Regions from separate parts of the Mus musculus genome. Here regions 1, 2, 4, 5 and 6 are each linked to region 3. Evidence: chromatin loops called from intact Hi-C (ENCODE). Cell type or tissue: heart. All regions are shown on one strand. Region 1 has its middle 4.0 kb from the start of Fam240a. Region 2 holds the start of Mlh1 (mutL homolog 1). Region 3 overlaps Gm10030 (predicted gene 10030). Region 4 overlaps Mlh1 (mutL homolog 1). Region 5 has its middle 19 kb from the start of Epm2aip1. Region 6 holds the start of Ccrl2 (chemokine (C-C motif) receptor-like 2).

What was found. A loop is a pair of places that touch in the nucleus more often than their neighbours do. Peaks named below come from ENCODE experiments on the same cell type or tissue, not always from the same donor. Only the 100,000 strongest peaks of a DNase experiment are listed, where the experiment ranks them.
Region 1: a loop joins it to region 3, with 2.5 times the contacts of the local background. A loop is called at or near these places in 7 of 42 quality-filtered maps.
Region 2: it touches region 3 in a loop (2.4-fold over the local background); 5 of 42 quality-filtered maps call a loop at or near these places.
Region 4: a loop joins it to region 3, with 2.7 times the contacts of the local background. A loop is called at or near these places in 6 of 42 quality-filtered maps.
Region 5: a loop joins it to region 3, with 4 times the contacts of the local background. A loop is called at or near these places in 6 of 42 quality-filtered maps.
Region 6: it touches region 3 in a loop (2.8-fold over the local background); 5 of 42 quality-filtered maps call a loop at or near these places.

Annotation. Positions count from the first base shown.
Region 1 is chr9:110,918,859-110,922,858 of GRCm38, forward strand. No RefSeq gene overlaps it. Among named protein-coding and RNA genes, the nearest start is that of Fam240a, 4.0 kb to the left of the region's middle. In heart, no CTCF peak of the experiment used is centred here; a DNase peak (open chromatin) is centred at 2,033; H3K27me3 peaks cover 570 bases.
Region 2 is chr9:111,269,767-111,273,766 of GRCm38, forward strand. Mlh1 (mutL homolog 1) reads right to left here and starts at 1,842. Exons shown (of 19, transcript NM_026810.2): 1 at 1,643-1,842. The coding sequence starts at 1,758. Epm2aip1 (EPM2A (laforin) interacting protein 1) reads left to right here and starts at 2,079. Exons shown (of 1, transcript NM_175266.4): 1 at 2,079-4,000. The coding sequence starts at 2,195. In heart, no CTCF peak of the experiment used is centred here; a DNase peak (open chromatin) is centred at 2,035; H3K4me3 peaks cover 3,521 bases; H3K27ac peaks cover 2,803 bases.
Region 3 is chr9:110,995,140-110,999,139 of GRCm38, forward strand. All of the region lies in intron 2 of Gm10030 (predicted gene 10030), which reads left to right. Among named protein-coding and RNA genes, the nearest start is that of Rtp3, 7.4 kb to the left of the region's middle. In heart, a CTCF peak has its summit at 2,306 (motif pointing right); a DNase peak (open chromatin) is centred at 2,272; H3K4me3 peaks cover 148 bases; H3K27ac peaks cover 147 bases.
Region 4 is chr9:111,245,430-111,249,429 of GRCm38, forward strand. It overlaps Mlh1 (mutL homolog 1), which reads right to left. Exons shown (of 19, transcript NM_026810.2): 10 at 3,791-3,884; 11 at 1,821-1,974. Among named protein-coding and RNA genes, the nearest start is that of Gm51692, 13 kb to the left of the region's middle. In heart, a CTCF peak has its summit at 2,475 (motif pointing right); no DNase peak of the experiment used is centred here; H3K27ac peaks cover 1,656 bases.
Region 5 is chr9:111,288,491-111,292,490 of GRCm38, forward strand. No RefSeq gene overlaps it. Among named protein-coding and RNA genes, the nearest start is that of Epm2aip1, 19 kb to the left of the region's middle. In heart, no CTCF peak of the experiment used is centred here; a DNase peak (open chromatin) is centred at 1,571; H3K4me3 peaks cover 289 bases; H3K27ac peaks cover 327 bases.
Region 6 is chr9:111,054,561-111,058,560 of GRCm38, forward strand. Ccrl2 (chemokine (C-C motif) receptor-like 2) reads right to left here and starts at 2,958. Exons shown (of 3, transcript NM_001302376.1): 1 at 2,821-2,958; 2 at 2,206-2,322; 3 at 274-1,879. The coding sequence starts at 1,868. The coding sequence ends at 786. In heart, CTCF peaks have their summits at 1,601, 2,474 and 3,552; DNase peaks (open chromatin) are centred at 2,821 and 3,611; H3K4me3 peaks cover 2,583 bases; H3K27ac peaks cover 2,930 bases.

The DNA.
Region 1 (4,000 bases), 76 kb before region 3:
CTCAAAAAGATCCAAAGTTTGATTTTTATTTATTTATTTTTTTTAGTATAGAATACAGTTTATTTAGGGTGGGGAGGGGAGTAGCAGGGGCAGAGAAAGGCAGAGAAAAGGAGAGAATAGAGAAGTAGAGGCTGGCTGTGACTACGTGGGGTGGGAGTGGAGGAATGGAGAGAGAGGGAGGGAGCAAGGGGGCAAGAGGCAAGGGGAAGAAGCAGGAGTAAGAGCTGAAAAAAAATTATTTTAAAAGACAGAGTCTATGGCCCAGGCTAAGCTGGAACTCCCTACATAGCTGAGAGTAACCTTGAACTTCTGATTCTCTCCTTCCTACCTCTTGGGTATTAGGATTACAGATATGCACTGCAATCCTGACTTGGGTTTGTTTTGTTTTGTTTTGTTTTGTTTTGTTTTGTTTTGTGATAAACATCTTACTATATTGCCTTGGCTAGTCTCGAACTTCTGGACCCACTCAGCATTCCTAGGGTTAGGACGAGAGATAGCCTCAGACCTCAGACTTTCTGACTGTTCTCTGGTGGGGGATCATCAAAGCTGGGGGAATATAACTGACATCTCAGGATAGAGTCCATTTTCTTTGTTTGTACACAGTGCTGTCTGGTTTCCTGGGTCTGTGACTGACTCTCATTATGCCTGGTCTGCTCACCGCCATGTAATGCTTTGGTGGCAGGGCAACCACTGTTTCTAGGTTAAGCAATGTCACCCAACAGCCTACACCCAGAGGAGCATCAGGGAAGCCCTTTCGTCCCTCTGTCCTTGAAAGGCTGTCACATACCCAGAGGTATTCCATATGTGTATGAAGAAATAGAAAAACCCCAGGCAGTGGGATGGCTCAGAGTATAAAGCACTTGCCACCAGTCCTGAGTTGGATTCCTTAGCCCAGCATGGCAGAAAGGGAGAACTGACTCCCTCCTGCCTGTTGTCTTCTGCTTTCAGGGTCATGCTGGGGTGTGTGCCACACCCCTGAAAATCATTTTTACTAGTGCACTCTATTTTCATCTCCCTCAACTCCTTAATCTGTTTTCGTTGTCAGTGTCACTAGGCCCACAACTAGAGCAGTTGCTGTCGGTAACTTTGAAGCTTCAAGAAAACCAGGGGTGGGTGGGAGAGATGGCTCCACCTCTCAGAGCAGTGGCTGCTCTTGCAGAGGACCTGAGCTCAGTTCCCAGCACCAACAGGGTGGCTCACAACCATTGGGAACTCCAGTTCCAGAGGGTCTGATGCTCTCTTCTGACCTCAGAGGCACCGGGCACACATGTGGCGAACAAACATGCCAGCAAAACATTCATAATAAGTAAAATAAATACATTTTTTAAGAAAAGAAAAAGAATCAATTACAACTTTAGAAACACACTTTCAGCACAATATGAAAACGAGAGCAAAGACAAGTGAAAATATCTAATACTCCCATCTGCCTCATCCCAACAGCTGTGCTGGGATGACACAGGGTCCCCATCCTGCACTGACTTGGGCTCTAGCGGAGTGGGCAGGGGATTCTTATCACAGACATAGACACCTCTTGTGTCAGCTGTTGGGATGGGAGTTTAGACAAAGTGGGTCCTCATCTGGTCCGAGGGCTTGTAGGTGCTTCTGGGAGTGGGGCATGTGTATTGGCTGACAGGCAGAAATAACCTGGAAGGGAAGTGGTCTCCTCAGAGTCTCTGCTGAGCCACAGCCGCATCTACAGAAGCGGGATGGAGTTTGCTGGTTGGTCTTGGCTGCTTTGTAGTGTTGTGAGAATGTGCTGTGTCCTTGTTTATAATTTTGGTGGGGTAGCCGAATGTAATTGTTAAGATTTATCAACCTGTATACTAAAGTGGATGGATTTTATTACACTCAAGTTAAGGCTCTATAAAGGTGGAGAAATGTTTCTTATGTCTTTGGTGTAGAGACTCACTCCTGCCCCACTGCCTTCACCCACAGGGATGGGAGGGGTGCTCCGGGGTTAGCATCTCAGTGCATTCTGTCACACAGGCATGTGTTTCCTGTGTTTGTGTTTTAGTTTCCTCGATTTTACAAAGAGACCAACCGTTTCTCTTTGCAGAAGGGTGAGGTGGAGTCTTGAATTAATCGGAAGGCTCTTTGGGAGCACCAGGGACTGTTCTAGAGAAATAAATGATCCCCCTGTGTCTGTTCGCCGAGGACACCACGGGCCAGACTGTGCCCGCCATCAATTCTGCTCACTCTCCGGCTGGCTCCCAGTCACCATGGCGCCACTCCCCCGGATTAATCAATGCTTAAACCATAGCATGAATTCAGTTACACAAAACTTGAACCGATCACATCTGTGAGGCATCCATTCTGAATGAGGAGCCGACACATGCTCTGGGAGTCAAATGAAAGAAGAGAACGTTTGTCCCCTGTGAGTCCGATGCCATGCCAACAGCTCAGTCCCTCAAGTCTCATATTACCTAGAGCATTAAGACCAAATGTAGGAATCTGAGAGGGTTTTTTTGTTTTTTTGTTTTTTAAGAGTTTTGGCTTGTACTGGTCATTCTTATGACTCTTGGCTGGAGTGCCTCATTGTTAACACAGTGGACCATGTGTACCAAGAGCGAGCTTCCTGCATGGCCAGTTTCTCCTAAGAGCAACTTTTTAACAAGATTACTTTTCAATTTTCTAAAAATGTTTAGCCACTCTCCAGATTCTCATTGTTATTACTATTATTATTTTGTAAAGATTTATTTTATTTTGTGTGTGTGAGTGTTTACCTGCATATTTGTATGTACACCACATAAAGCTCAAGGAGGCCAGAAGAGAGGGTAGATATCCTGGAATTGGAGTTTCAGGCAGTTGTAAGTCACCCAGTGCAGGTGCTGGGGATTGAACCCAGGTCCTGCAGAAAGTGCTCTTAACCTCCTCATCTTCCTTCTTGCACTGTGTATCAGTGTGTGCATGTGTGGTGTATTTGTGTGTATTGTGTCTGTATATGTGTGTGTGGTGTGTACAGGTATGTATGTGTGTCTCTGTATGTATTGTGTCTGTCTGTGTGTGTGTGGTGTATACAGGTATGTGTGTGGTGTCTGTGTATGTATGTATGTGTGTGTGGTATCTGTGTGTTTGTGTATGTCTATGTATGTGTGTGATGTGTGTGTGCCTGTGTCTGTGTGTATGCTATGTGTGATATCTGTGCATATATGTGTGGGTGTGTGTCTGTCTGTGTGTGTGTCTGTGTCTATGTATGTGGGTGTGTGTGGTGTGTGTGTGTGGTGTTCTTGTGTGTGTATATAAGTGTATGCTGTGTGTATATGTGTGTGCTGTGTGTGGTGTCTGTGTGTATATGTTTGGTGTAAGTATGTGTCTGTGTCTACGTATGGTGTGTCTGTGTGGTGTGTGTGTGCATGTATGTGTGGTATGTGTGTGTATATGTATGGTGTCTGTGTGTGTGTATATGTGTGGTGTGTGTCTGTGTGTGTGTATATGTGTGGTGTGTGTCTGTGTGTAAGTGTGTGGTGTGTTTTTGTCTGTGTCTATGTGTGGTGTGTCTGTGTGTGTGGTGTGTGTCTGTGTGTGTGTGGTGTGTGTGTCTGTGTATATGTGATGCATCCATACTTACAAAGGCCAGAAAGTGTAGAGTCCAACTTGTTGGTTTGGAGCAGGTTCCCTCCCTGTACCAGGAGCTCATGTTTTGACTACGCTGTCAGTCAGCAAGCTCCAGTTTCCGTTACAGTGCATGGAATCACACTGGTCTTTATATATCAGTGTTGGAAGTGGAAATCCAATTCTCATACTTGAGCAACAAGATGTCTGCACCATCTTTTCATCCCTCGGATTTTTCTTTATAGTCGTGGCTTGTACTGAGTAGACAGGTTCCTGTCTCTGACAAAAACGGAGGACAGAAACCCCACTCTTCTCCAAAGAAGCATGCTGATAAAAAGTGGACACAAACCATGAACTGCCGTGTGACAGTCTGAACTGCACATAGCCGGATGAGGCTTTCGGGTAAAGACTAGAATTGCAAGATTACTAACACTGTTAAACTCTTTGT
Region 2 (4,000 bases), 270 kb after region 3:
ATACATGCAGGTAAAACATCCCCACAAATAAAATGAAAATTTAAAATGAAAGAAGATGCTAATAGGGACTACAAAATGTCTGAGTGGGCGAAAGCACCTGGCACCAACCAAGGACCTGAGTTCAATCCCTGGGACCCACATGATGGAAGGAGAGAATCAAAGTTGTCCTCTGACCTTCACAAGTGTGTTGTACACACAATCCCTATCACACAAATAAGTAAACAAAATAAACTAAATTAAAAAGAGGAAAATATCTTTAAAAGAATGAAACTCTTGTATTTTCAGAGCAGCCTATGCTCATAGAATATCTACCACAGGAAACAAATTTGACCTGGGGCTACATGAAAAATGGAAGCTTTCAACTCCTCTCAGGAAAATGCCTTTTTTAAAAACAAGAAGCCAGTAAGTTACTTAAGTAATAAACTTTTCTTAGCACCTCTGTATCAAAAACCTCGACTTAAATATTTAAGTAGGATCTGTGCATAATCTCTGCTTGCATGCGTTGCTATGCTACTTTTAAGCTTAGTTTTTTATTGTAGGTGATTCAGGCATAGTACAATTAAGTGAACAAGTTCTCCAGGTCATCCTAACACAGTAAAAGCAAAACCTATCCTAGGGCAGCCTATTGACACCAAATCAAATGTCCGAGGGCTCCCTGCTCCTTCCTCTGGTTATCTCTTCAGTTTCCTTTCCTCCCTGTGGCAGTGGTTCTCAACCTTCTTAAAACTGGGACCCATTGTTACATTGTGGTGACTCTTAACTATAAAATTATTTTGTTGCTACTTCATAACTGCAATTTTGCTATTGCTCTGAATTGTAATGTAAATATCAGAATTTCACGATGGTCTTAGGTGACTCCTGCATAAAGGTCTTTGGACCCCAAAGAGGGCCTGAGGTCATTTATCTCAGTGTCATCGTTCTGAATGCTTTGTCTTTTCAGTGCACTTCTGAACATTTGTCTTCTTTGGCTTTCACAACCATCAACTGATATTAACACAAAGTCCTTATGTACACAGTGTCCTTTTTGAACTTATTTGGTGGTGTGTCTACTTTGGGGTATACTATTCACTGTGCCTATTAAAGGTTAAACAGTACACGTTTAACTTCTCCCCTCCACAACCTGACGGGTCTAAGTCTCAGATGCAGGTCTAAGTCTCAGACTAGGGTCACTCACTAATTTGACAAGAGGAGAGTCAGAAAAAAAGCCCCATGTCCTGATACGTCTGAATAAAACTCAGAAGAAACTGTGCCTTGGATGTGTAGGGATTATTCCGGGAATGAATGATAAACCTAAAATGGCACACTCTGAAGACTGTTTCTCTTCCACCCTTACACATTCACACATCGTCAGCCGCGCATCTTCGTTGTATGTAACGTGGCGGCGAGCCGCATACTCCAGGAAGATACCATTAAACCAATACCACGCGTGCTTCCCCTACTTGCGACCCAAACAGGTCTCGCGCAAGTCGTGAGGACCTTCGGCCGTGTGCATAATGGGAAACCAGCCTGGCACGCGCAGGGTCCCTGTGCCCGATGCCCCCACGGTCCCCGTGCTCGGTGCCCCGCACGGTGGCCGACTGCAGCAGGTGGGTCGGCCCGCCCCGGCTCTCAGTCGGGGAACTCGGCTCCGCTCCCTCCGTACCAGTTTTCTATCATCTCTTTGATAGCATTGGCCGGCCGCTGAATGACTTCCCCCGCCGCTATGCGGTTCACTACCGTCTCGTCCAGACGCCGAATAACTCCTGCTACAAACGCCATATTGGCGCCCGAGTTCCCAGTCAGCCAATCACTCGAGCTCCTCACGCTCAAGTTCTTCCTTCAGCTTCGGCCGACTGCAGTCCTGCGCCGTCTTCCCAGCGGCAAGTGCTGATTGGGCAGCATGAATGCCAGTCAAGCGCTTTTACACGTCAGTTCCTGGGATCTCTGTCCCGCTCTAAACAGCGGCCCGACACCAGGCTAGAAGGCAACGCGCTTGCGCGTCAAAGTTCACGGTCCGCTCTTCCTATTGGCTCATTTCTGAGAGCTGAGGGAATACGAAATCTCCAGCCAATAGGAACGGAGGTGCCCTGGCGGAGGCTGGTGCACCCCTGCTCGGGTGATCTGGCGCAGAACCCAGGGGGTGCTTGGCGTTCGTCGGGCTCCTCCCCGTTTGCTGCGGCCTCAGAGCTCGGCGTTCTCCTGTGGCCTCCGCAGAATGTGGATGACGCCCAAGAGGATTAGGATGGAAGTCGACGAGGCTCTGGTGTTCCGGCCCGAGTGGACCCAGCGATACCTGGTGGTGGAGCCTGCGGAGGGTGACGGGGCCCTGTGCCTGGTGTGTCGCCGCCTGGTCGCCTCTACTCGGGAACGCGACGTGAGGCGCCACTACGAGGCCGAGCACGAATTCTACGAGCGGTTTGTAGGGGACGAGGAACGCGCGGCCCTGGTCGAGCGTCTGCGGCAGGGTGACATGTCTTTGGCCGCCGTGCTCACTCCGGAGGAGAGAGCGACCCGGGCAGGCCTCGGCCTCTGCCGCTTCTTGGCCTTGAAGGGTCGCGGCTGGGGTGAGGGTGACTTCGTACACCAGTGCATGGAGGTGTTGCTGAGAGAGGTGCTGCCGGATCACGTCGGCGTCCTGGAAGGCATTGACTTGTCTCCAGAGATCACACGGCAGAGGATTCTGAGCATTGACAGCAACCTCCGCAGCCAGCTGTTTAACCGAGCCAGGGACTTTAAGGCCTATTCCCTTGCTTTGGATGACCAGGCTTTTGTGGCCTATGAGAACTACCTGCTGGTCTTCATCCGTGGCGTCGGCCGCGACCTGGAGGTGCAAGAAGATCTTCTGACGATTATCAACCTGACTCATCACTTCAGTGTTGGGGCTCTCATGTCGGCAATTCTGGAAGCCCTGCAGACAGCAGGGCTCAGCTTACAGCGAATGGTTGGACTGACCACGACCCACACTTTAAGGATGATCGGCGAGAACTCCGGACTGGTCTCCTACATGAGAGAGAAGGCCGTGAGTCCCAACTGTTGGAACGTAATCCACTATTCGGGATTTCTTCACTTGGAACTGTTGAGTTCTTATGATGTTGATATTAATCAGATCATAAATACCATATCTGAATGGGTAGTTATGATTAAGACCAGAGGTGTTAGGCGACCGGAGTTTCAGCCTCTACTAACTGAGTCTGAGTCAGAGCATGGTGAAAGAGTTAACGGACGGTGTTTGAACAACTGGCTGAGAAGAGGCAAAACGTTAAAACTAATATTTTCACTAAGAAAAGAAATCGAGGCGTTCTTGGTCTCAGTGGGGGCAACAACAGTTCATTTCTCAGACAAGCAGTGGCTTTGTGATTTTGGTTTCTTGGTAGATATTATGGACTATCTTCGAGAGATCAGTGAAGAACTGCAGATCAGTAAAGTCTTTGCTGCTGCTGCCTTTGAACGCATCTGCACCTTTGAGGGTAAGCTGAGTTCACTTCAGAGACATATGGAGGAAGTAAATCTAACAGACTTTCCTGCCTTCAGTATAATCGTTGATGAACTTAAACAGCAGTTTAAGGAAGATCAAAAAATATTTGATCCTGACAGGTATCAAATGGTGATCTCCCGCCTACAGAAAGATTTTGAGAGACATTTTAAGGACCTCAGGTTCATTAAAAAGGACTTAGAACTTTTCTCAAATCCATTTAGCTTTAAACCGGAATATGCGCCTATTTCTGTAAGAGTGGAGCTAACAAAACTTCAGGCCAACACTGACCTGTGGAATGAGTACAGAGTCAAAGACTTGGGACAGTTTTATGCAGGACTGTCTGGTGAAGCTTACCCAATTATCAAAGGGGTTGCCTATAAGGTGGCATCCTTATTTGATAGTAACCAGATCTGTGATAAGGCTTTTGCATATTTAACTCGAAACCAGCACACATTGAGCCAGCCACTGACGGATGAGCATCTCCAAGCACTGTTTCGAGTTGCCACAACTGAAATGGATCCTCGTTGGGATGATCTTGTGAGAGAA
Region 3 (4,000 bases):
CCCTCCCAACGTAATAGTTTGCAAATACCGCCCTTGTTCTTCCGGTGTGTGTGTGTATACAAGTAGGCCAGAAGTCAACAGAAGCCCCAGAAATCACGGTTTCTTCCTCCCCAGTGCTGAGATATAAGTGCGTTGCCATACCTGGCCTTTTTTTTTTTTTTTTTTTTTTTTTTTTTTAAACTGACTGAGCTAACTACCCAGGCCAATTTTTGTTATTCTATAAAAACCTAGGGCCCTTAGATGTAGCTTGAAAAATCAATGACGGACTTCAGGTATCTAGAGTTATTATCTAATTTATGACTGTCATCAAGTCTTTGTCCTCATGATGGGTGTGCGTCAGCTTGCCTGTAAAGCCGCCGGTCCCAAGGGTGGGTGAACCGGGAAAGAGTTTAGACCACCAGCAAGTATAGAGGCAGACTGGTTTAGACATTCTGATGGTGGCCTGGAGTTGCTCAAAAGAGGGAACCTCCATCCAGAAAATGCCTCCATAAGATCCAGCTGTAGGGCTTTTTCTTAATTAGTGACTGATGGGGGAGGCCCCAGCCCATTTTGGGCGGGGCAGGGCCATGCCTGGACTGATGGTCCTGGGTTCTTTAAGAAGGAGACTGAACAAGGCACGAGGAGCAAGCCAGTGAGCAGCATCCCACCATGGCCTCTGCATCAGCTCCTGCCTCATGGTTCCTGTCCTGTTTTGAGTTCCTGTCCTAATTTCCTTCAATACTGTACAGCGATGTGGAAGTGTGAGCAAAACAAACCCTTTCCTTTCCAACTTTTTTTGGTCGTGGTGTCTCATCGCAGCAGTAGAAACCCTAAGGAAGACTCTATTAGATTATAATCTAAAGTATAAAATAAATACACCAACCCATACAGATACAAAAGAAACAATAAGTGAGTAGAGGGTGAAGCTGCTCAGACATTAAGACTTGGGTTCAGCTCCCAGAGCTTTTGTAAAACTGGGGCTGGAGAGAGATTAAGAGGCTACTCTTCCAGAGGAACCCAGGTTCAATTCCCAACAGCCATGTGGCTGTAACCCTCATCCCCAGAGATCTGATACCCTCTTCTGGTTTCCCTGGCACTAGGCACATGTGTGGTACACAGACATACATGCAGGTAACACACTGACACACATAAGAAGAAGTGAATTTTAAAAAAAAGTGTGCAGTAGGGCCTGTCTGTAACACCAGGGCTGGAGAAACCCAGACAGCAGATTCCCCAAGTTCATTGGCAGTCAGTTTAATCTGGATGAGCTCCAGGCTCAGAAAGGAACTCTCTTTAAAAGAGAGAGAGAGAGAGAGAAATGAGATGAGATTAAGGTAGATGGTAGAAGCCAACTTCTATGCACACATATTGCACATGTACCTGCACACACTTGCACACCCATTAACCAGTATCATACACACACACACACACACACACACACACACACAAAGAAACAAACAACATTTCAAATATCATATCTGGTATCCCTGCAAGGAGGTGAAGCTTGGTTTAGCCCCCCCTCTTTCTTTCTGTGTGGGATAGACTCACTTCACAGTGAGTTCCAGGACAGCCAAGGTTGTATAGAGAGACCCCTGTCTCAAAATAAACAAGCAAGCAAATAAACAGACAAAAGAATTAAAAATGAAAATCAGTAACTTCATAGTGAAACAAACAAACAAACAAACAAATAAACAAACCAAACAAGCCACCCAGTGACAAAGGTTACATCTCTTATATAGGAGGCACACACTCTCTGATGGGACGTGAAATAGGTGGGACTTCACTACCACCGAGCCATCTCTCCAGTCCACAGCTGGTTCAGTTTTAACCAGTAGGCCTTGCTAATAGGATGGTAACTCTAAGGGCTCCTGGATAAGGGGGAGGTATGGGGGAAGCTCCTATCTCACTTTGCAATGTTTCTGTAAAACTATGCCAAAACAAAAATATTTCTTTTAAGCGTGAGGGTTTGTGGTTGGGCACGATGGCACGCAACTTTAATTCCAGCTCTCAAGAGGCAGGGGCCAGGAGATCTTTGTGAATTTGAGGCCAGATAGAGCTATGTGGTAAGACTTTGACTCAATAAGCAAGCAAGCTAGCAAACAAGCAAAACAAAAACAAAAGCCAAACCGGTTGTTTGGGGACTGAGAAATTGGCTTTCCTGTTCAGGAAAGTTTCTGTGAATTGAGAGAAATAGTCTCTGCTGGGTCTGACTAGGCCATAATGAAGTCAACAGATACACAGCCAGACTTGTTGCCATCAGTGGGAACAGAGAACACGGAAGTTACAAGCTCATACCTCTAGAGGGCGCTTTGGTCCTAACCATGCGGCTGAGCTGGGCTCCCTGTACCCCTGGCGGACTTTGAAGGAATTGTGGCTATTGGCCTAGAAGTTACCCACATAACCAAGTCTTCTCAGGCCCTTTCAGCTCAGATACTTGTGATTCTAGGTCTGGGGTAGGGTGAGCTCACTGTGGGAAGCCAAATTCTGACACTCCTTTCCTTCCAGAGCTGGTTCAAAGTTCCTAGTTCTCCCCTTTCTGGTTTCTTCTCTCAGGATGGCCGTAGGCCTTAGAAGATTCTGAGGCAAGTTCTCGGGGCCATTGGCTCTTGTAGGTTCTCTGTGTTCTTTCCAGGGGAGGTGCACGGCGATTAGGTGACTTTCTGACATCGTCCTAGCTGCAGTTCATTCTGTGACCCCCGTTCTCTTTCTGGGAGAAATGAGAGTGTAGTGTAGGCCAAGGAACCTCCTCACACAATAGCCATAGCTCAGCCCTGACGCACCCCAGCAGCCAGGCCAGGCCTCAGTGGTGGGCCAGGCTAGGCCTCGGTTTCTATAACTGGCAGATGGGAGCTATACAGTCAGTGCAGCACCAACTATCAGTACTCCCCTAGTGAAGCCTGAACTCCAAGCTTTAAAACACGGGTAGCAGCAGAGCCAGCCAATGTGAGCAGGCTCTGTGAAGAGAAAGGGAGGAAGGGGAGAGTTTGGCTTGAGGCTTCTAGGGCTGCTGCTACCTAGCTGTGTGGAAGACTGACATTTTCCCTGGGGGCCACTCCAGACCCTCTGTCTGCCGGTTCCTCCCGAGCCTTGACGTGACTTCAGTGGCCCTGTGACCGGCATTAAGGGAGCACATATCCTCCTTGATGCTATCAGGAGGCTTTAAACTGCTACAGGTCTTGCTCTCTGTCACTGGTGTGTTGGGAACCTTCCCCCTGCTCCTTCCCTTGATTACTGGGAACTCCTTAAGCAGCCACACACCTCACAGTTGGCTTGAGCTACAAGCATACTGAGTTTGAGGAGGGCAAGGCTTAGAGTCCAGTCAACAGTTGTGTGTGTGTGTGGTATATGTGTGTGTGTGTACGTGTGTGTGGTGTGTATGTATGTGTGTGTGTGGTGTGGTGTATGTGTGGTGTGTGTGTGTGTCTGGGATTTGTGTGTGCATGCACACGTATGTGCGAGCGTGTGTGCATGTGAGTGTGGGTACTTGGAGGTAGTTAGAAATCTATCCTGAGGGCCGTTCCTCAGGAGCCAGCCCTGTGGTTTTTGCATGCTACATGTCTGGCTTGTAAAGTGGGTCCTAAGGGACTCACAGGGTTCTTGTGCTTCCATGGCACCAGTTGCTGACTGAGACATGTCACCAGCCCGCAACCAGGAGATCCTACTTCTAACTGCATGCCTCAGAGCCTTCTAGCCAGGCTGTCCCCTGAGCTCTGACTACTACCTTTCCTGATTCTCACAACTCTAGCTTGGACTCTGTACTGTGGCCCAATTCTTCCAGACCTTAATCAACCTTCCTTCCGGGAAGGAGGAAGGCTCCCTCTCCTGTCACCATGCAGGGACTGGCTATGTCACCGAGACCCAAAAGAAGAGATTGCCAAGGAGGGACATCACTCTGGGGCCGGGCTTCTGAGTCCTGTGACCAGCTGTCAGCCCCTGAGGGAAAGACCCAGGGCAGAGGATGGCTGAGAGGTCTGAGAAGAAGTTAAGTGGCCTCAGCTCTCAGCAGGCACCAGGAATGTTT
Region 4 (4,000 bases), 250 kb after region 3:
TTTTTTTTTTGAAGGATCAAACTAGAATGAACAAAATTTATAAGAAAAGAAATCTAGGCAAAAATAATGTTTATGTGTTTGAATATAGTTATGCCCTTAGATTTCCAACTCAAAGCAATATAGAGGATCAGAGAGAATTAAATAACACTACAAAGAAACAGCCAATCAATCTAAATGTACATTATGCTTCAAGAAACACAGAGACGCCAACGAGAACAGCAATTTAAAAAAAGATGCTGAGGCTGGCAAGATGGCTCGGTGGGTGGGTGAAAATGCTGGTCGCCAAATCTTGACAACTCGAGTTAATCCCTGGAAGTCACCACTAGGAGACACCTGACTCATCAAAGTTACCTTCTGATATCCGCATGCTTGCCACAGTGCATGTGTGTCCCACCCTCCATTTGCTCACACACAAATAGTTGAAAGGAGGAGGCTTTACTTAATTCAAAGGGACTTAAGAGACTTCAGGAAGGGAGGCCTGGTGGTGTACACCTAGAATCACAGGCAGAGGTAGAAAGGCAGAGAGGCAGAAAGGCAGAGGCAGAGGCAGAGGCAGAGAGGCAGAGGCAGAGATGCAGAGGCAGAGAGGCAGAGAGGCAGAGAGGCAGAGGCAGAGAGAGGCAGAGAGGCAGAGGCAGAGAGAGGCAGAGGCAGAGAGGCAGAGGCAGAGAGAGGCAGAGGCAGAGAGAGGCAGAGAGGCAGGGGCAGAGGCATCAGAAGTTTAAGGCTCCTCAGCTATATGCAAATTCAAGGGCAGCCTAGGCTATGAAACTTGTTTCCCCCAAAATAAAAATAAACACAGACAGAGAACCAACTTAAGAGATTTAAAAAATGTAACAAGCAAATATTATGACCTGAACTTCTCTGGATGCAGATTTGAACACACCTACTGTTAAACAGACTCTCAGGATAATTAAGATATTTGAATAAGATTAGATAGTAAATGTTGTTATTGCTATTAATTTTATTGTCTGTCATATTTATATTATGGTTATATAAGAAACTTTTTAGATGTATAATGAAGTACTAAGGAAGAAATCAATGTCTAAGATGTCTTTAAGATACACTTTTTTCTCAGTGAGAGGAGAGGCCCTTGGTCTTGCAAAGATTATATGCCCCAGTACAGGGGAAGCAGGAAGGTTGGTGAGCAAGGCGGGGGTGGGGGTGTGGGTGTGGGGGGGTGTGGGGGTGTGGGGGGGTGTAATAGGGAACTTTCGGTATAGCATTTGAAATATAAATGAAGAAAATACCTAATTAAAAAAAATACACTTTTTTCTTCCCTAAGTAAGACAAGAATATATAAAACCAGTAGGGCAAAATGCTGATGTTATTAAAGCTGGGCAGCAGGTATATGTACTAATTTTATCTGTGCTTAGAAAATGCATACAAATTAAAACAAAGTATCCGCTCTATTCAAACACCTTCCCGGGAAGAGGTAGGAGCACCTGCTGTGCAAGCCTGAGGACCGGGTTCAAATGCCTAGCACTCAAGTGAGGCCTGGCCTGGCCATAGTGAGAGCATCATTTCAGTGAAAATCCATCTCAAGGCAGTAAGGAGACAGACCAAATTCAATACCCTGCTCTGGCCACTGCATACAAGTGTATGGATGCATGACCTGTGCACATGTGCATGGAACACACAGACATAGACACAGAGACACACTCAAATATATAAATCCCAGAGAAAGTGTTACTGAAAGAAACTATCAAAGAAATATGAAGACAATTCAAGGTTATAACAAAAATTCTAAGTTTTCCTGATGCGGAACACATTTCAAAGCAGAGCAGGCTCAGAAAGACGGTGGAGGCAGGTGCCCTCACCTGGGTGAAATACATCCTGGAGGAATTGGAGCCCAGCAGCTTGCTCTCAATGTGCTGCTGCACACGCTGCAGAATGCTCTCCTCGTGCAGAAAGTGAACTTCGTGCTTGGTGGGGTGTACATTGACGTCCACGTTCTGAGGGCTGATTTCCAAACTAGCATGAAGAGAGAAAGGCCACAAGAGATGGAAAAAAATCTACATGTGGTGACATGTGGCGACTAGACAACATGGAAAAGGCCGAATCACCATGGCCTCACACCTCAAGATTAAGTCAGAGAGATTGCATGCTATCTCTGGTACTCAGGAGCTGTGTTGCTTTTGGGGACTTGTATCACTGTCCTTGGCCTTAGTGTCATTTATATACTGGACACAGCAGGTCTCCTAACTCCAGAGTTACAGTGGGAATTAAGTTTATGCAAGGCATCTTGTGTGTGCATGTGTGCGTTTGTGTGTGTGTTAGTTACTGCATGTCAGCTGGCAGCAGAAGTGCTGGATTATGTGACCTCAGGCAAGTAGCCAACGTCGCTGAATGTTTTCTTAGCACTAAAGACAGGGTAACTATCAAACTGTCCCTTCCCTCACTTTTCAGACAATGCAGGACTCTCTAGTCAACTCAGAGCTCTTACCCTGCTTTGCATTATGAAGCTCTGTCAGTAGAGGGCACTACAGGGACAACAGGAGGGGTCTTCTTGCACACAGAGCTCAGCAGCAGTTTCTTCTTACAGGCAGTACACCCCACAGCAACTCCCTAGTGCTGAGGACTGCCTCATGCACTCTCCCAGGTGCAGCAAGCCACAGGCACATTCTCTCATCAGGACCTTATCTCAGCAACAGGGTGGTGGAGACCAGAATGGCAAGAGGCTCTATTAATATCTCAGCCCTGGGGAGGGGCTGCTCTCTGCATCTGTTGTTCCTGTCACTGATCTCTCACTATTTAAACCTCTGGTACTTGACTTCAGTATTAATTTCTTCATTAAACTTTCCTTGTTCTCTATCTCCTATTTAGATCCTGCCTGGTACAGAACAAGCTGATGACATTACAGATTTATTACCCAGCAAGGAGACACATGATGGAGCCAACTGTACATTAAATATAAAAACTACTCTCGCCCATGGCCATAATATGTCTGCTCTCATCTAAAAACCATTTTTAACATAATTTTTAACTTTTTCTCTCATTTCAGTGAGAACAGAACAAAGAAAACTTTCTTTTTTTTGAGACAGGGTCTTGTTACACTGGCCTAGAAACTTAAAATTGTCCAAAACACCGGGCTCATAGGAGTGTTCCAGAGGCTCAGCTGAGAATTAACTTTCCAACATAGCTTCTGCCAGAAGGCTAAGGTTTCAAACTTGAAAGATTTCAGTATGTACTGGACCCTTGTGCAGCTGTGTTGCAGAGAACGGTCATTCTTCATGCTGATTTTTAGAGAGGCTTTTTCAGACAAGCAAAAGATATAAAGACTGTGTGGGGTTTGGTCTAGATCAGGCAAGCCCTCAAATATGTGTGATGATGAAGCATGGCTGCTATAGTACTTAAGGAAGCCACTGGCATCTGCCAAGCTAAGGCAAGAACCTACAAGAAGGCAGGCAGGCAAAGGCAGTTACCACAGGCCCGCCAACCAGAACTCATGTAATGAGGAAAGAAAACCCGATTCTAGAAATGTGTCTTCTGACTTCCACACGTGTTCCTTGTGTCCTGTGTCCTCTCTTGCTCCTTCTCTCTTTCTCTTACTCCCCTATCTCTAAATCAAATAAACAAAGAAAAAGAATCTTTTAAAATGTTGAAGAGTCCTCACTGGGCAGGATGCTGTTTCTTGACCCAAGTAGAAGGAAGCACAGAGTCTCTGAATGAGTGAGAATGGTGCCATTTTCCTGTGGAGGGACAGGGCATCCTTTCAGAGCAGTGACAAGGCCCCACCCTGGCTGACAACCTCTTTCACAGAGCCCCGACAGATCTGATGCTACATTACCTGAGGTACAGGAATGGGTGTGTGTTTTTGGGCAAGTATGCTGCATATACAGTTTCAATGGCTTTTCTCAAGGCAGCTGATTCTACCAGACGGTCTGAAAAATCAAAAGGAGAGTTAACCAGATCACACTTGTCCTCAGATGAGGTCACAGCTGCATCCTCACACATGGCCATAAAGTCACCCCTGGAGTGGCAACCTTATCAGATGCCC
Region 5 (4,000 bases), 290 kb after region 3:
TCATAATATACATGCCACTTCTTGACATTCTTAGGCATCTAGCTGTGTGCTAATGTGACAGACGAAACATTGTGATTCTTAGTTCTATGGTGTTTAGTTTATGAGTCTGCTAATTTTGGTTTCAAGCCGTACTTATTCTCAACTTCCTGTCTCTGCATTTTTAAACTTCATCTCCTCTGCTTGCTATCAGGGACTCTTCTGTAAAATAGAGATGTTCCTGCCACTGCCTCCAGAGAGCTGGGATTAAAGGTATTTGCTATCACTCTCAGCCTAAACTTTACAGATTTATTTATTTATTTATTTATTTATTTGTGTGTGTGTGTGCGGCACATTTGTGTTATAGCATGTGTGTGGATGTCAGAGAACGACTTCCTGGAGTCAAGTCTCTTCTTTCTACAGTATGACTTTTGGGGATTCAGCCCCATTCCTCAGCCGTGGCAACAAGCACCTTTACCTGCAGAGCCATCTTACTGGCCCTTAGTTTTTGTTTACATCCCACCCCCCCCCCCTCCCCGTTTCCTGAGAGGTCATTTTGTTATTGTTCCTTTGTCATTCAGGTACATGTTTTCCTCAGATTTGCTGGGTCTCTTCTGTCTAATAGTGAGGAACTAGCAAGTTTAACTGAGATGGCTTTGTCCACGAAAGGCTAATTGGCTGGTCTTAATTAGCAAAAATGTAGGGAAGGAACTGAAAGTCACAAAGGGAAGCTTTTACTCTAGGCTCCTGAAATCTTTCTAGCTGTTATATTGTTACTAGGACAGGACAACTTCCTTTACCATCTCTGTCAGGAGCCAGCATGTCCTCCTTTAAGCTAATTTGATTTGGCTTCTCTATTACCAAAAATCTAAAGGAATTGGTTAAGTAACCTCCCCATACCTCTTTCCGTATTATTATATAATGTTCAGCAATTCCATATGACAAATGCAATGTAGAAGGTCCTGGGATGAATGTGTGCTTGTGCGTGCCTGCGCGTGTGCGTGTGTGTATTATGTTATTAAATGAGGCTTTCCAGACCTAGCAACTTATAAGGAAGTAAGTGTGCTGGCTAGTTTTATATCAAGCTAGAGTTATCTGAAAGGACAGAACCTCAGTTGAGAAAATGCCTCTATAAGATCTTGCTGTATTTTCTTAATTAGTGACTAATGGGGGAGGGACTAAACAAGTCATGAGGAACACGCCAGCAAGCAGCACCCCTCCCCCCAACTCTGCATCAGCTCCTGCCTCCAACTTCCTGCTCGGATTGAGTTCCCGCCCTGACTTTCCTCCGTGAAAGTGTACCTGGAAGTCTATGCTGAAATAAACCCTTTCCTCCCCAAATTGCTTTGTTCATGGTGTTTCATCACAGCAATAGTAACCCTAACTAGGACAGTAAGGAAGAAACAGATAAGGATTAAGCAGAGGAGAGGATCCTGGTTGGTGGGGTGATAGCTGGCCATTTGCTTGATCACCACTCCTGTAAAAAGAACTCTGGAAAATACACAAATGACATCACGGGTCTACAGGCCTGTTGAGAGGTCGAGCCCTTTGCGCCCTCTGGTGGTAAAGCTTTCCGCCGGGGCGCTGCAGTATGCGCTCCCGCCACACGGGGGCAGCAGACTACGCTCTGGGTCCTCTGGGCCGCAGTCGCTCCCCAAGGCACCTGAAAACACAAAACTTTCTCAGGTGAGTCAGCTCTGAATGAGACATGGCACAGCGCCAGCAGCGTGTTCTTGTTCTCATCACCCCACACTCTAGTCGCTTCTCCACCAGAGCACGCGCACCCCTTTCCCTCTGCCCTGTTCGCCTGTCCTTTCCCTTACAATCCCACCTTCAGTGCGCCCAGCTAATCGGAGCCATCTCAGGCGTTCTGTCCTTGGACATTTGACATCATGATTCCTAATTTCCCCATGAGAATCAGTTTCTCAGTTTAATGTAAATTCCTTTCATGTAATATGCCCGCTGAATATTATTTCGCCCTACACTTGATTCAGCGTGTGTGTGTGTGTGTGTGTGTGTGTGTGTGTGTGTGTGTATTTGATATGTCATGCATACTACTCTAGAATTACTGCTAGTAGTTTTGTGACGTTCATAACCATTACTGATGCACTGTTTTTTATTCATTCTGCAGCATCGTGCCAGCTAAGTGCTACGGAGCTGGGAACATAAATACCTAAAGCTTTGGGGAGCTCTGCACCTCACCAAAGCAAACCGTGAAAAGCTGCCTATGCAACAGTGTGAGCGAAGCAAAGAAGCAGAGGCTGCCTGGGCCATAGCAGGTTACCATGGAGACAGGGACACTGGGAATTTGCAAGACCGAAGAGGGTAGGAATTGGAAGTTTGCAAAAATCACAGCTCAGGGGCCTAAGCGATGACACAGCGGTTTAGAGTACTAGAAGCACCTGCAGAGGACGTAGGTTCAATTCCCAGCATCCACATGGCAGCTCACCATCTGTAACTCCAGGGCTAGGAGATCCAAAGACCTCTTCTGACATCCATGGACATAGGGTACGAAAGCGGTGCATATCCATCCATCCAGGCAAAGTACTCATGGCACATAAAAATGTATACATCCCAAAAGGTAACAGTCTACAAAATCCCATACACTCCTCTAACTGCAGAGGGGAGTCAGTGAGATCAGAATGGATTGCTTCAGTTTAGCCAGTAGGTCTGGTGTAGGTGTTTGTTTAGTGTTATTACTGCTAATCACCTTGTTGACCTATCTGGCTGGTCTGTGGCTAGGTCTCACTTAGTGGACACTGCATGAAAATTTTGAATTAGTTAAATAGGAATGTCTTAGTCAGTGTTTCTATTCCTGCACAAACATCACGACCAAGAAGCAAGTTGGGGAGGAAAGGGTTTATTCAGCTTACACTTCCACACTGCTGTTCATCACCAGAGGAAGTCAGGATAGGAACTCAAGCAGGTCAGGAAGCAGGAGCTGATGCAGAGGCCATGGAGGGATGTTCCTTACTGGCTTACCTCCCCTGGCTTGCTCAGCCTGCTTTCTTATAGAACCCAGAACTACCAGCCCAGGGATAGCACCACCCATAAGGGGCTCCCCTCTTTGATCACTAATTGAGAAAATGCCTTACAGCTGGATCTCATGGAGGCATTTCCTGAAGGGAGACTCCTTCCTCTGTGATAACTCCAGCTTGTGTCAAGTTGACACACAAAACTAGCCAGTACAGGGAACTTCCAGGTAATACAATTAAGTTTTCTAGAACTGTATCCAAAAACATCAAAAGCGTTATTTATTTATTTATTTATTTATTTATTTATTTATTTATGTGACGCTTACAATAGCTCTGTCTGTTGTAGGCTTCACCTCTGGGAAGTACTCACCTCAGCTGTACTCACGATAGCTGTCTGACTACTGTGGGCAGTCGGATTTCTGACTTATGTGTTGTACACACTTGAGGGCTCCAGTTACAGGAGTTGGCTTGATCTGTGAGGAACCACAGGCTAAGGGGGTGCTTAGTCATTATGGTACCTGCTACAGAGAGGAGGGGCTATTTGGGCTGCCTTGCTGTGTAAAACACAACGGTCAGAACAAGTAGGGGAAGAAAGGATGTATTCAGTCCAGTCACCAATTCAATAAATACTCCACCGATTTGCCTAGAGCCAGATCTTACCGGGGAGCATTTTTACAATTGAGGTTCCCTCCTTTAAGATGACGTTAGCTTGTGTCAAGTTGATGGAAAACTATCCAGCATGGGACCTAAGTTCATATTCCCAGCACCCACAATAAAAGCTGGCCAAAGTGGTCCATGTCTGGAAGCCCAGCACCGAGGATGGGAAAGGAGGCGGTGACAGGCAAAGTTCGGAAGCTCACTGTCCAGCTAGATCACCAAACTGGCGATCTCAAGGGCTGGTGAGAGACCCTCTCTCAACAGAAAAGGTGATTAAAGAAGACACCTGAAGCCAGACGATGATGGTGGGTGTCTTTAATACTCGTACTCGGGAGGCAGAGGCAGGCAGATCTCCTTGAGTTCGAGGCCAGCCTGGTCTACAGAGTGAGTTC
Region 6 (4,000 bases), 59 kb after region 3:
TCTGTGTCCACCTCTTGAGTTGAGCTGATATTGAGATGGGCATCACCAGGTGTTAGCACTCAGGAAACAGAGGCAGGCACATCTCTGAGTTCAAGGCTAGCCTCGACTACAAAGAGAGTTCTTGGACAGCCAGGGCTACACAGAGAAACCCTGCCTCCCAAAACAAAACAAAATGGGCATGATCATACTAGGTAGATGCCATGCTATAGATCAAAGCTGGGCTTGGGGGGCTAATGTTCTACCAACAAAACTATAATCCCAACCTTCAAGATGTGCTTTAAAAATATATATATTTATTGCATGTATTTTGATGAACAACAACAACAACAAAAAAAAAAGAATTGAGGTTGGGGGAAGTCAGGTTATACTTGCATTTGTGAGATGCCTCCTGCCTCCGCCTCCTAGAGTGCTGGGATGACAGACATGCCACCACTGCTAGCTGACAGTTACTGAAAGGCTGGCACGCTTGGATAACTCACAGACTCTGGGGCCAGTGATCTCTGAGTTTACACATCAGTTTTGCCACTTTATAGTTATGTAACTTTGGACAACTACCGAGCTTCAGTTTATGGAATGCACACCGCCCACGCCCACACTGCGGACAAACGCTAAAGAGGAAGAGTGGAATTCACCTTTATAAATAACTTAACCGTGTGCCAGAGACAAATTCAACGCTTAGTAGTAAATGTTCATTAACCAGCCCCCTTTCCTCTTATATTCTATTTTTATACAAACATATAAAAATGGCATAAAACAATGTGAAGAGACAAGGTTGAGTGTTTATATTATATTATATCCTGCCTTTGATGCAAATTGCTGTACAGTTCAATGGGCCTGCCATGACCTTCCCTTGGAGGCGCTTGCTGATAGCCTCCACTACTTTGATAGGGGATATCATTGCACCGTGGGAACAGGCTGCGAAGGTATCTCATAAAGGCCTTCCGGTCAAGAAGCAAATAGAGCAGCGGGTTGACGCAGCAGTGGGTGGTCGCTACCAGCTGTGTGACCTGAACACTTGCGTCCAGGTGGTAGCTGCTCTTCTCATCCTGCAGGGACAAGTGTTCCTGGAAAGCAGACAGGAAAAGCACAGTGTTGTAAGGCGCCCACATCAAAAGGAACACGCCCGTTATGACAAGAGCCGGCTTGTGGAGGTCGTACTGTCTCTCCCTGAAGCTCTGCCTTCTCCTCAGTTGCCTGCAGCAGATTATAAAAACCAGCAGAGGAAAAGCAAGTACCAAGATGATCATTTTTGACGTCAGAACGTACTTCCAGAGCGGCGCTTCGATTGGCAAGAAGTGAGGTTTGCCAAAGGCACACTTGTGTTTCTGTCTTTCCATCCGAGGCTCATAAAACACAGACTCGGGCAAAGAGAGCGCAGTAGCCATGGCCCATGCCAGGATGCACGCAACAATACCACAAGACACTGTCGTGAAGATGGAGGCCAGTCGCCCTTGGGAAAACACCCTGTATCCTTGCACAAGGAGGAGGATGTTGGAAAACACCTCGCTGTATAAGCCCGAGGAGTGGAGTCCGACAAGAACTTTACAGGTCCCATTGCCAGGGCTTTCCCCGTGTGCTGCAGTATGGGCCCAGAACGGCAGGGGAAGCAGGAAACACAGGTTTGAAAGTGCCAGGTTTAGGAAGTAGATGTTCCCCAGATTCTTGAGTCCTTTGTATTTCACCAAGATAAACACCGCCAGCACGTTGTCCAAGAGACCCACCGCAAACACCGCGCAGCAGAACTGCAGCACCTGCTGGGGGGAGAGGAACTCGGGGGCCGGAACTTGGTCCGGCCCACTGTTGTCCAGGTAGTCGTCTAAGATTAGGACATCATATTCATCGTCCGGGGCCACTGTGTAGTTATCCATCGGAGGCTGTCCTGTGGGGAAACCAGAGGTCATGATTCCCCTCCATCCGACAGCCAAAGACTGAAAGTAACTATGCCCCCACCCCCCACCCCAGCGTGGGCGGCCGTACTCAAATCTCCTCATTAAGCACCCAGGGACCACGCTGCTAATGTGACAGAAACTGCCTGGTACAGAAAGAGTCAGGGACGTTAAAGCCACTTAAGTTCTTTGGTTGAAACGAGACTCTACGTGGGAGATAGGATCTAAGAAAACAAAGAGTTAAAAACAACCAGAGACTGGCTTAAGCTTCAGAAGTTGGTGCCCGCCTACTTCCCAGATGTTTAAAACAGTTTCTTACCTTGCTCACCGGACAAAACAGCGTCGTTTGAGGCAGGTTGCTTGATATTTTTTCTCTCAAGGGATATAAACAGATGTTTGCAAAAGTGAAACTGCGCTGGTCAAGCACGAGGACAAGCTGGCGAGATAAAGATAACCGTTTGACTGAGTTCCCAAGGGTGGGGAAGGGTGCAGCCCCATGATCTACCATCCAGGGGGCTGTGGGAACAGTGGGGTCAGAGAAACACCACTTCCTTCTGAACAGACTGGTCATGACCCGGAGAAGCCAGAGAAGGCACTGTTTATTCCTCTGAGGCTCTCCCGTCCAGACACAGCTTTCACGGGCCAGCTGGAATCAAGTTCTGAAAGCCTCTCTCAGGAGCTTCTGTCAGCCGCAGAGAAATTGAGAAGTTGTTTTCATCTCTCCCTCTCCCGGTATCCCAAGTTTGACTTCTCTGTACCTCTTAGCCAGCTGTCCTCCAGGCTGCCTCGGATAAGGACACTAACCCACGCCTGCTTCCAGTGATAATCAGAGTGTGATGTCAGAAGCCGAGACGCACCACCCCACCCCCTGGCTTCTGACATAAGTTCCCTGAGTAGATAACAGTTTCCAGAGTACAAACGTGTCCATACTCACCAGAGAACATGGAAGCAAGTGGTATCAGTCGGGAAGGAGGTTGGGGACAGAGCTGGACAGAAAAGGAGCGCTGCTAAATGCAAGTCTGGTGTGAGCATTCCTACGTCAGAAAGCAAAGAGTGTTGCAAGCAGCTGGAAGGAAGCAGTTGATGCTGGGACACTTGATGTAGCTGACCCCGCTCAGGGGAAGCCCCGGGGGAAAGTCCTGTGTGAGGACGTGTGGGACACGGTCAGGTGGACTGTGAGGAGGGGAGACTTGGTTTCCAATGGAGAATGGGGATGAAGAAAGGAATTGGACAGTTGCCTGGTCTTGGAGTGGAAGGGAGTGGGCGGGAGGAGAAGGATGCTGGTTAAAGATGGGTATTTCAAGAAGAAGAAGAAGAACTTCAAAGAGTTGGGGGGGAGGGGCGGGAAGCATGTGTAAACTGCCCTCAGGCCCACGACTCTGTGTAGCTATGGCTGACCTAATCTGGGGACTAGGTGATGTCTGTGATTTAGGCACATCCTTTGCATTATCAGCATGTGAAACGGAAAGTGTAACTATAAAAACAGAAATAGGTAATGAAGAGACCAATAAGAAAACAGAAAGAAAAGAGCCCAGATAAACATGAGTGAACATTAAGCCCCGAGCATCCTGGAAGCTAGGACAGAAAATGAAACTCACCCTGGAGCAGGGAGAACCCAGAACGGAGGCACTTCCTAATAAGGTCTCTCCTCCCCCAGTAGGGGGTATCTATGCATGAGTGGGAATCTCCAGGTCCCAGGATGCCCTGTCTACCCGTGGACATGGCTACAGTCCAGGGTCCCCTGAGCTGTCAGCCTCCTGAGATCTCTCCCTTCTGCAGCTAGATGTCCCGGAGCCACACCATGACACCTGGCCTGTGAGTAAGGGAAGTGGTTCATAGTTCAGTCCTAGACAGGAGGCAGACTCACAAGCATTCACAGTGCTCATTAGATGCGTAAGGGGTGGAGGTGGTAGTCGGTCCCCTATATGCTTTCTGTGCTTTGTGTTACACCCTGATGGTAAACTAAAATCTCTCCAGGAAAAGGACAGGTCTGTAAATTCAAGATCGCTCCGACTTCTCTCGTCGTGTGGCCCTAACTTCCAGTATTGCTTGATTTTGGTCTGATTCCCAGCATTTGCCTGTCCACATTCAGGCCATAGGATTATTTTTTTTCC